Linked DNA regions of Homo sapiens: region 1 is linked to region 2. A link is an interaction called in ENCODE POLR2A ChIA-PET data of the cell type or tissue named here. Cell type or tissue: A673. All regions are shown on one strand. Each heading gives the region's core, and the rest is flanking DNA. Links, peaks and the distances in the headings are about the cores only.

Region 1 (5,366 bases), core at 176-5,175, 66 kb before region 2:
GTTTTGTATTTTTAGTAGAGATGGGGTTTTACCATGTTGGCCAGGCTGGTCTTGAACTCCTGACCTCCAGTAATCCACCCCCCTGGGCCTCCCAAAATGCTGGGATTATAGGCGTGAGCTACCACGCCCAGCCGAGGAAGTATCTTCTATTTCTAGTTTGTTGAGTGTGTTTATCATGAAAACGTGTCAGATTTGGTTAAATGATTTTTCCACATCCATTGAGATGATGATCATGGGTTTTTTTCCTTGTTCTAGTAATGTGGTGTGTTACATTAATTGACTTTCAGATATTGAAAAGACACTTATCCCCTGCGTTCAGATAAATTCCAGTTGGTCATGGAGTATCTGTCTTCCTGGATTCAGTTTAATACAATTTTGTTGAGTGATTTTTTTTATCCATATTCATCATAGATACTGGTCTGAAGTTTTCTTGTGGTGTCTGTGTCTGGTTTTGGTATCGGTATCAGTGTCCTACTGGGCCTCATAAAATGAGTTGGAAGTGTTCCTCTTTTTTTTTTTTTTTTTTTTTTTAAGATGGCTGTTCACTGTATCATCCAGGCTGGTCACCAATTCCTGGCTTCAACTGATCCTCCCACCTCAAGCCTCCTGAGTAGCTGGGATCACAGGCACAAGCCACTGGACCCAGCTTTAATTGTTTAAGTGTTTCATAGAATTCATTATTGAAGCCATTTGGGTCTGGGCTTTTTTGATTACTTATTTTGATTATTAATTCAATCTCTATTTGTTGTAGGTCTATTCAGATCATCTGTTTGTGTCTTTAGAGGAATTTGTCCGTTTTATTTAAGTTACAGTGTTTTGGGCGTAAGCAATTTTAAGGAGAAAGTTATCCTTAACCAAGATGGGAAAGGTCGAGGCAGGGTGGTACAGGGATTTTACCTCCCACCAGGTATCTCCCACAAACTCCCCCTAATATAATACCGGCGGAGTTTGGGCTGTGGCTTTGGCTGTGTTGAGTCTCAGATGCCTGTTGGGCCTCCTCATGGAAACGCTGGTGGGCGATTGGATGAGCAAGTCACCGGCGTGGCCCAGGTTGGAGACTGGGAATTGTCACCACAGAGAGAGCCTTTAGAGCTGTGAGACAGGAGGAGGCGCCAAGGAGCCATTGCTCAGGTGGAGGGGAAGTCGAGGCATGGTGCTTGGGCCTAGGGGCAGCACTTGGGAGTAGTCAGCCTGAAAGGTGAGAAGCCAGGAGAGGGGTCCCCAGCTTATGGCCTGGGAGCTAACTCAGATTTGGCGAGTGCAGGTTTTGTGGAATGGTGGTGTATTAGTCCGTTTTCACGGTGCTAATAAAGACACACCCGACACTGGGCAATTTACAAAAGACAGAGGTTTAGTGACTTACAGTTCCACATGGCTGGGGAGGCCTCACAATCATGGTGGAAGGCAAGGAGGAGCAAGTCACATCTTACGTGGATGGCGGCAGGCAAAGAGCGAGATTGGGCAGGGAAACTCCCCCTAATATGATACTGTCAGATCTCGTGAGACTTACTCACTATCACGAGAACAGCATGGGAAAGACCTGCCCCATGATTCAATTACCTCCCACCGGGTCCCTCCCACAGCATGTGCAAATTCAAGATGAGATATGGGTGGGGACAAAAGACAGGCAGGAGTTCCGAGGATGAGTATTTGCATTCTGTCCCTGAGTTTGCTGTAAAGGAGAGCAGCGAGACAGAGGCATGGGGTGCGGAATGGCGTGTTTAAGATGGAGTGATGACAGGTGCCCGTTGGAGTGATGCAGTAGACAGGATCTGATGATGGGGAGCAGGTGTCGTGTGCCCTTGAGCAGGAGCCCAGCAGAGAGACCCTTTTTCCTCCTGTAGCAGCAGAAGAGAAGGCAGCAGGGTGCAGGACTGAAGGAGGGCTGGGCTGGGCTGGGATGGGAGCCTGGCTGGTTTTCCCCTGGTGGCCCTATGACTGGTTAAGGGCAGGGCAGAGGCACGGCAGGTTGGAGGCACAGAAGGCCCAAGATAGTTATCTGGGCTGGATGTGGGGCGGTATTCTCGCCTCTCTGGGGACATCCCTTAAGTGGACAGGAAGACTGGGTGGTTCAGGTGTATGTCCACTCACCAAGAACACAGGATGAAGGTGGGGCCTAGACAGTGGCTGTTTTGACCAGGGCAGAACAGTTGAGGGCATGTGAGAGGGCCCATGCTGACGCCAGACCTCAGTGGGGAGAGGGGAGAGTCCAGGGACCAGAGGTCCCCCTAGGCTTAAAGGACAAACCACAAGGAGAAGAGGAAGAAGTCTCTATGTCATTAAAGTTTCATTATCAGGGCTGCTATAATGCTTCTCATTGCTTATTATAAAACCCAATTCTGCAAGACCAGCCTAGCCAACATGGTGAAACTCTGTCTACTAAAAATACAAAAATTAGCTGGGCGTGGTGGCATGTGCCTGTAATCTCAGCTACTCAGGAGGCTGAGGCAGGAGAATTGCTTAAACCTGGGAGGCAGAGGTTGCAGTGAGCCAAGATCGTGCCACTGTACTCCAGCCTGGGAGACAGAGGGAGACTCCATCTCAAAAACGAAACAAAACAAAAAAAAAAACTAATTCTGGCCCAGCGTGGTAGTTCACACCTGTAATCTCAGCACTTTGGGAGGCCAAGGCAGAAGGATCGCTTGAGCGCAGGAGTTCAAGACCATTCTGGGCAACAAAATAAGACCCCACCTCTACAAAAAATAAAAAAAATAGAAGGAAGCAATAGTGTGCACCTGGGGTCCCAGCTACTCAGGAGGCTGAGGTAGGAGGATCACTTGAGCCCAGAAGGTCGAGGCTACAGTGAGCCGGGATTGTGCCACTGTACTTCAGCCTGGGTGACAAAACAAGACCCTCTGACTCAAAAAAAAGAAAAAGAGAAAAATATTTTTGTTAGAGCAAAACAGGCTGACCTTTTTTTCGGGTTTTTTTTGGTTTGTTTTTGTTTTTTTGAGATGGAGTCTCGCTCTGTCGCCCAGGCTGGAGTGCAGTGGCACGATTTCGGCTCACTGCAAGCTCTGCCTCCCGAGTTCACGCCATTCTCCTGCCTCAGCCTCCCAAGTAGCTGGGACTACAGGCGCCCACCACCACGCCCGGCTAATTTTTTGTATTTTTAGTAGAGACGGGGTTTCACCGTGTTAGCAGGATGGTCTCGATCTCCTGACCTCGTGATCCACCCGTCTTGGCCTCCCAAAGTGCTAGGATTACAGGCATGAGCCACTGCGCCCAGCCCTTTTTTTCGTTTTTAATGTTGAGACTAGGTTACAGCATTATTAGATACAATGAAGGTAGAGGGAAGGTGCTCAGAACTCTCCTACAAGCATAGCAGCTGCTCAGGCACAGCTCCAGTGACTCCAGGGCCCAGCCTTCTGGGGAGGAGTTGGATGGGCATATTCCTTGAGGGGCTCCCACCTGCCCACAGAGAGCACAAGAGGAGAACTCATCCTGTTTGCCCTGCTTTTCCCATCTTGTTCCTAGACATCCTGAGGTTCCCACCAAGTGGACATTGGCTTATTCTACAAGCAACAGGATGAGGCCCCTGGACTCCTCACTAGCAAAATAGTGCAGTGACAGCAACACCCCCCCCCACACACACACACACAAAGATGTCCACATCTTAATTCCTGGAACCTGTGAATGTGTGACCTTACCTGGTGTCTTAGTTCATTTGTGCCACTGTAACAAAATACCACAGACTGGGTAATTTATAAACAATATAAATTTGTTTCTCATGGTTCTGAAGGCTGGGAAGTCCAAGATCAAGGCACTGGCATGTCCTGTGTCTGGTGAGAGCACTTCGTTACTGTTTCCTCTGGAGGGAAGAATGCTGTGTCCTCACAAGGTGGGATGGACAGAGGGGCAAGAAAAGGCCAAACTCCACAGGAAGCCTCTTTTATAAGAGGAGCCCTCGTGACCTAGTCCGAAATGGCCCCACCTCTTCTTTCACCACAATGGGGACCAAGTTTGTTGTTAGTTAACCTAAATGACAGAGGAGCTCTCTAAAGAGATATTTATTCAGGAATAGGGCCTTGCAACGGGAACACGTATATTACGGTAACTGCATGTTCAAGGAAGACAAAAGTTTTAAAGGAAGAAAGGAAGATTACATAATCATTTTGAAATGATACTCTTGACTGCAAAGATTAATAGCAAGGGAGACACCGGTCCAAGTTTGGAAGGTAGCTGCTGGGCAGGTATCCTTGCAGAAGTATTTTCTTGTGTAAGATTTCAGCGGCCTTGGCCAGGTGTGGTGGCTCACGCCTATAATCCTAGTAGTTTGGGAGGCTGAGGTGGGTTAATCACTTGAAGTCAGGAGTTCAAGACCAGCCTGGCTAACATAGTGAAACTCTGTCTTCACTAAAAATACAAAAATTAGCCGGGCATGGTGATGCATACCTCTAATCCCAGCTACTCAGGAGGCTGAGGCAGGAGAATCACTTGAACCCGGGAGGCAGAGGTTGCAGTAAGCCAAGATTGCACCACTGCACTCCAGCCTGGGCGACAGAGCAAGACTTGGGCTCAAAAAAAAAAAAAAAAAATTCAATGGCCTTTGTGCAAGGTTGTGGGTTTTGTGGTCTTTTGTGATAGTTTTTGTTATCGGGCATATGGACCCTCTCTTCATGGCCTTCCCTAGCTCTATTTGTTAGGGTTTTCTTAACATTAGTCACTCTGTTTTGATTCTGACAACTTTCAGTTTCAACATGAATTTTGGAGGGGATGCCATCTTTTAAATCATCGTACCTGGTAAAAGGGACTTTGGAGATGGGATTAAGTGAAGGGCCTTCAGATGGGGGGTTATCCTGCGCTATCCAGGTAGGTCCCATATAATCACGATCATGAGAGGGAGGTAGGAGCTTCACAGTTGGACAGAAGATGTGACCACAGAAGCAGGGGTCAGAGGAGGGAAGATGCTGGCTTTGAAGGCAGAGGAAGGGGCCACAAGCCAAGGAATGTGGAGACCCCTAGAAGCTGGAAAAGGCAGGGACAGATTCTCCCCTACCCTAGAGCCTCCAGAAGGAGCCAGCCCTGCCAACACCTTGACTTTACCTCAGTGAGATAATTTAGACTTCTGACCTCAGAACTGTAAGAGAATAAATGCTTGTGTTTCGACCACTGAATTTTTGGTAATTTGCCATAGCAGCTGCAGGAAACATATACACATGGTGACTAGTTACTGAGTTCCTTCCCCAGACACACTCAGGAGCATGTAACCACCACAGCCTCCTAGTGGAAGCACAGGTCCTGCAGAGAGGCCATGCCTGTGCACCCCAGGAGCCAAGGCCACCCTCCTGCACAGGGCACCACCCCTTGCACCTGCACACTCCAGCCTCCACACAGCCCTTGGTCAGGGCTGGGTACACCAGGGA
Region 2 (5,366 bases), core at 311-5,310:
TAAGCACACTCACACTGCTGTGCGAGCATCCCCATCGTCCATCTCCAGAACTTCCCATCTTGCAAAACGAAAACTCTGTCCCCATTAAACACTAACTCCCTGTTCCCACTTCCTGGCCCCTGGCACCCGGCATTCTACTTTCTGTCGCTAGGGGCTTGATGACCCTAGGGACCTCAAATACAGTATTTGTCCTCTTGACAGGCTCCTTTCCCTTAGCGTAATGTCTTCCAGGTTCATCCATGGACCTCGGAGTATTGTGTAGGCTGGAGTGTGTGCCAGAATTTCCTACCTTTTTAAAGCTGAATGCCCCCCACGAATTCTTAAATAGCGTGATAATAAGAAATATCTATTCCATCTTTGTCCAGGATTCCTGGCACAGACTCCTAAAACCCTTGGAATCCCTGAGTGACAAGCTTGCCTTTGGGATGCCGATGAGATGGCTGGTGGCTGGGAGCCCCTAGACAGCTTCAGGGTGGGGGTGGTATCCTGAAGGACCAACCACTGGTTAGAGAGTTGGAATCTTCAACCCTACCCCCTGACCCTGGGGAGGGGGAAGGGGCTTGAGGTTGAGTCAGTGCCTAGTGGTTGATGGTTTGGTCAGTCATGCCTATTTAATAGAACCCCCATAAAGGCCCCTAAATGATGGGGTCCAGGGAGCTTCCGAACTGATGAGCACATCCGGGTGCTAGGAACGCGTGCCCAGGGAGGACCCGGAGGCCCTGGCCACCCCACACCTCACCCTGGACATCTCTTCCATCTGGCTGTTCTGGAGCTGATCCTCTGTAATAAACTGGTAGCAGTAAGTAAACTGTTTCCTGAGTTTTGTGAGTCATTCTAGCAAATGAGGAGGAGGTTGTGGGAACCCTCGATTTATAGCCGGTCGGTCAGAAGCAGCGGTGGCCCCAACGGGGGACTGGCAGCTGAGGTGGGGGCAGTCCTGTGGGACTGAGCCTGCCTTTGGGGTCTGCGCAAACTCTGGGTAGTTGGTGTCGGCATTGAACTGAGTTGTTAAACACCCCGTTTGTGTCTACAGAGGCCTGGAGAATTGGTTGGTGTCGAAAATCCACACATTTGGTGTCAGGGTGTGGTGGTGTACAAACACCCCTGAAGCCCTTTTATGGAGCACCCCAGAGTCTGCTAGTTCCCGGGAAGTCACCGCTAGAGAGGCAGAGGGAGGCAGAGGGAGGCAGATGCAGGCACAGGGGCTTCCTACCCAACCCCCGCTCCCCTCTGCGGCCAGCTGGGCCGGGAGGGCGAGGTCCTCCTTGGCTGGAGCATTTCTCTGCACGCAGCTGTCGTCAGTTCAGTACGACATCACTGAGAGCTGGGAGAACCTGGGCCCCGGGAGGAAGAGGGGTCGCAGAGGGATCTTGCACCTTCTCCCTGGTGCAGGGTGGGGTGGTGGGCAAAGGTGGGACACAGCGGTGGGGAAACCACCCAGCCAGGGCCCAGGTCACAGGCTCTGGGGCCTCCGTCCCAGCCTCGGGCCCCTCTCACTCTGCAGTGGGTTGGCGTCCAGCCCCCATGGTGCCTTGGAGCCTCTGAATATTCCATAAGTCAAGTTGTAAAATCATAAAAACCAGAACTATCCGTGCAGTGCAGGCTGGACTCGAAGAACACAAAATTCACCCTTTCATGGAACGCATAGCCTTTCTGCAGAGTCCTCACATGTGCCGGCTGCTGGCCCTTCTCAGAAAGCATTTGCTAACTACCTGAGAGGAGCCCTGGGACACCCCCATCCCCCTAGGGACCCCCCCAGACCTCCACCCCCAGCAGCCCTGGGACACCCCCCTAGACCTCCACCCCCAGCAGCCCTGGGACACCCCCCAAGACCTCCACCCCCAGCAGCCCTGGGACACCCACCTAGACCTCCGCCCCCAGCAGCCCTGGGACACCCCCCAAGACCTCCACCCCCAGCAGCCCTGGGACACCCCCCTAGACCTCCACCCCCAGCAGCCCTGGGACAGCCCCCTAGACCTCCACCCCCAGCAGCCCTGGGACAGCCCCCTAGACCTCCACCCCCAGCAGCCCTGGGACACTCCCCTAGACCTCCACCCCCAGCAGCCCTGGGACACTCCCCTAGACCTCCACCCCCAGCAGCCCTGGGACACCCCTAGACCCCCCCACCAGCAGCCCTGGGACACCCCCATTCCCCCTCAGCAGCCCTGGGATGCCCCCTTAAACCTCCACCCTCAGCAGCTCTGGGACACCCCCAGACCACCCCAGCCAGCAGCCCTGGGACACCCCCCTAGACCTCCACCTTCAGCAGCCCTGGGACACCCTGCCTGGCACACCCCCCCCAGAACCCCTCAGCAGCCCTGGGACACCCCCTATCCCCCTCTCAGCAGCCCTAGGACACCCCCCACCCACCCTCCTCAGCAGCCCTGGACACCCCCATCCCCCATCTCAGCAGCCCTGGACACCCTCCATCCCCTCTTCAGCAGCCCTGCCTGGCACACCCCCCAGAACCTTCAGCAGCCCTAGGACACTCCCCATCCCCCACCATCCCCCCTGCAGCAGCCCTGGGACAGCCCCCATCCCCCCCACAGCAGCCCTGGACACCCCCCATCCCCTCCTCAGCAGCCCTGGGACACCCTCCATCTTCCCCTCAGCAGCCCTGGGACACCCTCAATCCCCCCCAGCAGCCCTGGGACAGCCCCCACCTACCCTCCTCAGCAGCCCTGGGACACCCTCCATCTTCCCCTCAGCAGCCCTGGGACACCCTCCATCCCCGCCTCAGCAGCCCTGGGACAGCCTCTATCCCCTCCTCAGCAGCCCTGAGGCAGCCCCCAATCCCCTGCTCAGTAGCCCTGGGACAGCCCCCATCCCCCCCCCTCAGTAGCCCTGGACACCCTATTAGGGCCCCAGCTTCTCTACCTCCCCAGGGGCTCTCCTCTCAGACCCAGGAGGGCCTGGGGGTAAGTCCAGGTGTTGGGCCTCCCCGGTGTCTACCTCACTCTCTGTGCTTCTCCAGGCATCAGCCCCTCTGCAGGGACAGGGGACAGGAACCAGCGGAGACGGAACCCCGGGCCGGGGAGTCAGTTCCCCATCCCAATGCGCTGGGCTCTGGGGGCAAACTGCTGTCTCCACCTGGACTCCATCTCCTGTCTGTCAACCAGGACTAGCACTTTGCGGGCTTCCAACTCCAGACTGGCACCGGCTTGCAGTTGTCAGGACAGACACCTCCGAGCCTGAGGGCAGAGGCTCCGGGTGGCTCTGGGTGGGGCGTGACCAGCAGCTCTGACAGCAGAGGTGCATGGGGCAGGGTGTGGCAGCTGGGGTACCTGCCACATGTCACTGAACTCTACCAGAGGGAGGCCAGGAAGCCCAGACACCAGAACCACCACAGAGCCCTTTGAAGGCATGACAATCGGGGAGGAAAATGAGTCCCCAGACACAGGGGCAGAGCCGAGCTGCCGGAAACCAGCAACAGCAGCATGGCCAGGGAGGCTGCCAGCCAAGCCCAGGAAACAGGACCGGGTTGGGGCAGCAGCCAGGCAGAGAGCCTGGGCCCCTCCCAGGGCCCTCACCCGACTGCCCCCGGGGACGCGGCTGCAGGGAGGAGGAGAGGGGGTGGCCTTCCTTCCTCAGCCAGACCCTGCCAGAGCCTCCCCCACCCCCTTCCCCTGGACCCCGTCCCCTCCTCTCTCCCACCAGAAGGCTGGCCTGGCACAACGACACCATTTAATTGTTGGAAACGGGAGCGTGGAATATGAACCACGAGGACACTGGATTTCAATCTGGCTTCAGGATCCAGGCACACAGCGTTTTGAGCCCGGTCCCCATCTGTGGCATGGGCCTCCTGCTAGGGCGTCTGGGAGAACCTAGACCCTGGGGGCCAGCAGGGACTCAGCTGCAGGCGGTGGTGGCCTGTCCCAACCTTGGGCTATGTGGAGGGCAGTCCTGGGTCTGCAGACCACCCCAGGCAGGGGTAGACATACCTGCCCTTCCTCCAGGGACACCCAGGGAGGCCCGGCACCCAGGGAACACCCATGGCTGAACCAGCACAGCCGGAGCCTCCCAGCAGGCAATGCAGGACCACGGCCCTCACTGCCTCCTCCTCTGGCCCCAAAGCCCAGCTAGTGATGGGGGTCATCCCCATCTCCATCTCCACGGCCGGCCCCCGTGCTGAGTTCACGGCCAGCCCCCGTGCTGAGGCCATGCAGGTCCCTGTGCTGAGTCCACAGCCGTCCCCCGTCCTGAGGCCACCCAGGCCTGGCCCAGGAGGGTGGACATTTCCTTTGTGTTTTTTTTGAGACGGAGTCTTGTTCTGTTGCCCAGGCTGGAGTGCAGTGGCGCGATCCCTCACTGCAACCTCTGCCTCCCGGGTTCAAGCGATTCTCCTGCCTCAGCCTCCAGAGTAGCTGGGATTACAGTCGCCCGCCACCACACCTGGCTAATATTTTTTGTATTTTTAGTAGAGATGGGGTTTCGCTGTTGGCCAGGCTGGCCTCCAACTCCTGGCCTCAAGTGATCTGCCTGCCCAGGCTCCCAAAGTGCTGGGATTATAGGGGTGAGCCCCCGTGTCAGGCCAGGGTGGGTGTTTCCATCTACGTTTGTGGGTGAGGACTGTCCCGGTCACACAGTCCCTGTGTCATGGAGGCAGGACACGCACCTGGGTCCCGCACCCCTCTTTAGACAGCATATGGGGCAACCCAGCAAGGCTGGGAAGAGGAGTGGGCTGCAGACTCGGGGAGAGTGCTGGGGGGGGGTTCCCTAGAGCTGTGGGTGGCCTCACTCCCACAGTGGCTGCAGCACCTGCCCACCTGGCTGTGCCGGCCACTGGGACCCCACCTCTGGCTGGCAGCACAAGCTCTAGGTAGTCACCACTCCTGCTAAGAGATGGGGAAACTGAGGCACAGAGAAGGCTGGTGACTGGCTGCGCTGGGTGGTTCCTGGAAATTAATCGGCTCCCTCCTCCCACCTCTACCCCTATCCCCATCCCTCCAGCAAGACCAGAACTTCCCAGAGGAGCAGGGTCTGAGAGGTGCCCCCTCAGTCAGCTGACTTTGCTGTGCAGGGCCCCCCAGCACAGTTTTGGGGCTCAGGTTGGGGGTGGTCCCTGAGCCTAGTGCCTCATTCCCATTCCTCCTCTGGCCTCTCCCCTCCCCCCATGGCCAGGCTGGCATCAGCGGCCTGGGCACCATGGCTAGGCCTGGACACACGAGCTGCATTCAGATCTGGTCCCTGACGAGGAGGCGGCGGGAACACAGCGTTCTCTTGGTGCCTGGCCAGACAGCCTGGCCCCTACCCTCCTCCGCTCAGGCACTTTCAGCAGTGGCAGCGGAGTCTCAGGCCCTGCCCACTCCCAGACACACACTGTCTGCAGCCCAGGGCCCGTGGGTGCCCCCTGCCAGGCTGAGGGA

The links. Peaks named below come from ENCODE experiments on the same cell type or tissue, not always from the same donor. Only the 100,000 strongest peaks of a DNase experiment are listed, where the experiment ranks them.
Region 1: POLR2A ChIA-PET joins it to region 2 with 5 read pairs; 9 of 35 experiments call an interaction of 5 or more read pairs at or near these places.

What each region holds. Positions count from the first base shown.
Region 1 is chr9:135,909,927-135,915,292 of GRCh38, forward strand. It overlaps CAMSAP1-DT (CAMSAP1 divergent transcript), which reads left to right. Exons shown (of 2, transcript XR_007061860.1): 2 at 3,478-5,366. Among named protein-coding and RNA genes, the nearest start is that of CAMSAP1-DT, 4.8 kb to the left of the region's middle. In A673, for the core only: no CTCF peak of the experiment used is centred there; no DNase peak of the experiment used is centred there.
Region 2 is chr9:135,975,889-135,981,254 of GRCh38, forward strand. No RefSeq gene overlaps it. Among named protein-coding and RNA genes, the nearest start is that of UBAC1, 17 kb to the left of the region's middle. In A673, for the core only: no CTCF peak of the experiment used is centred there; a DNase peak (open chromatin) is centred at 3,413; H3K27ac peaks cover 1,626 bases.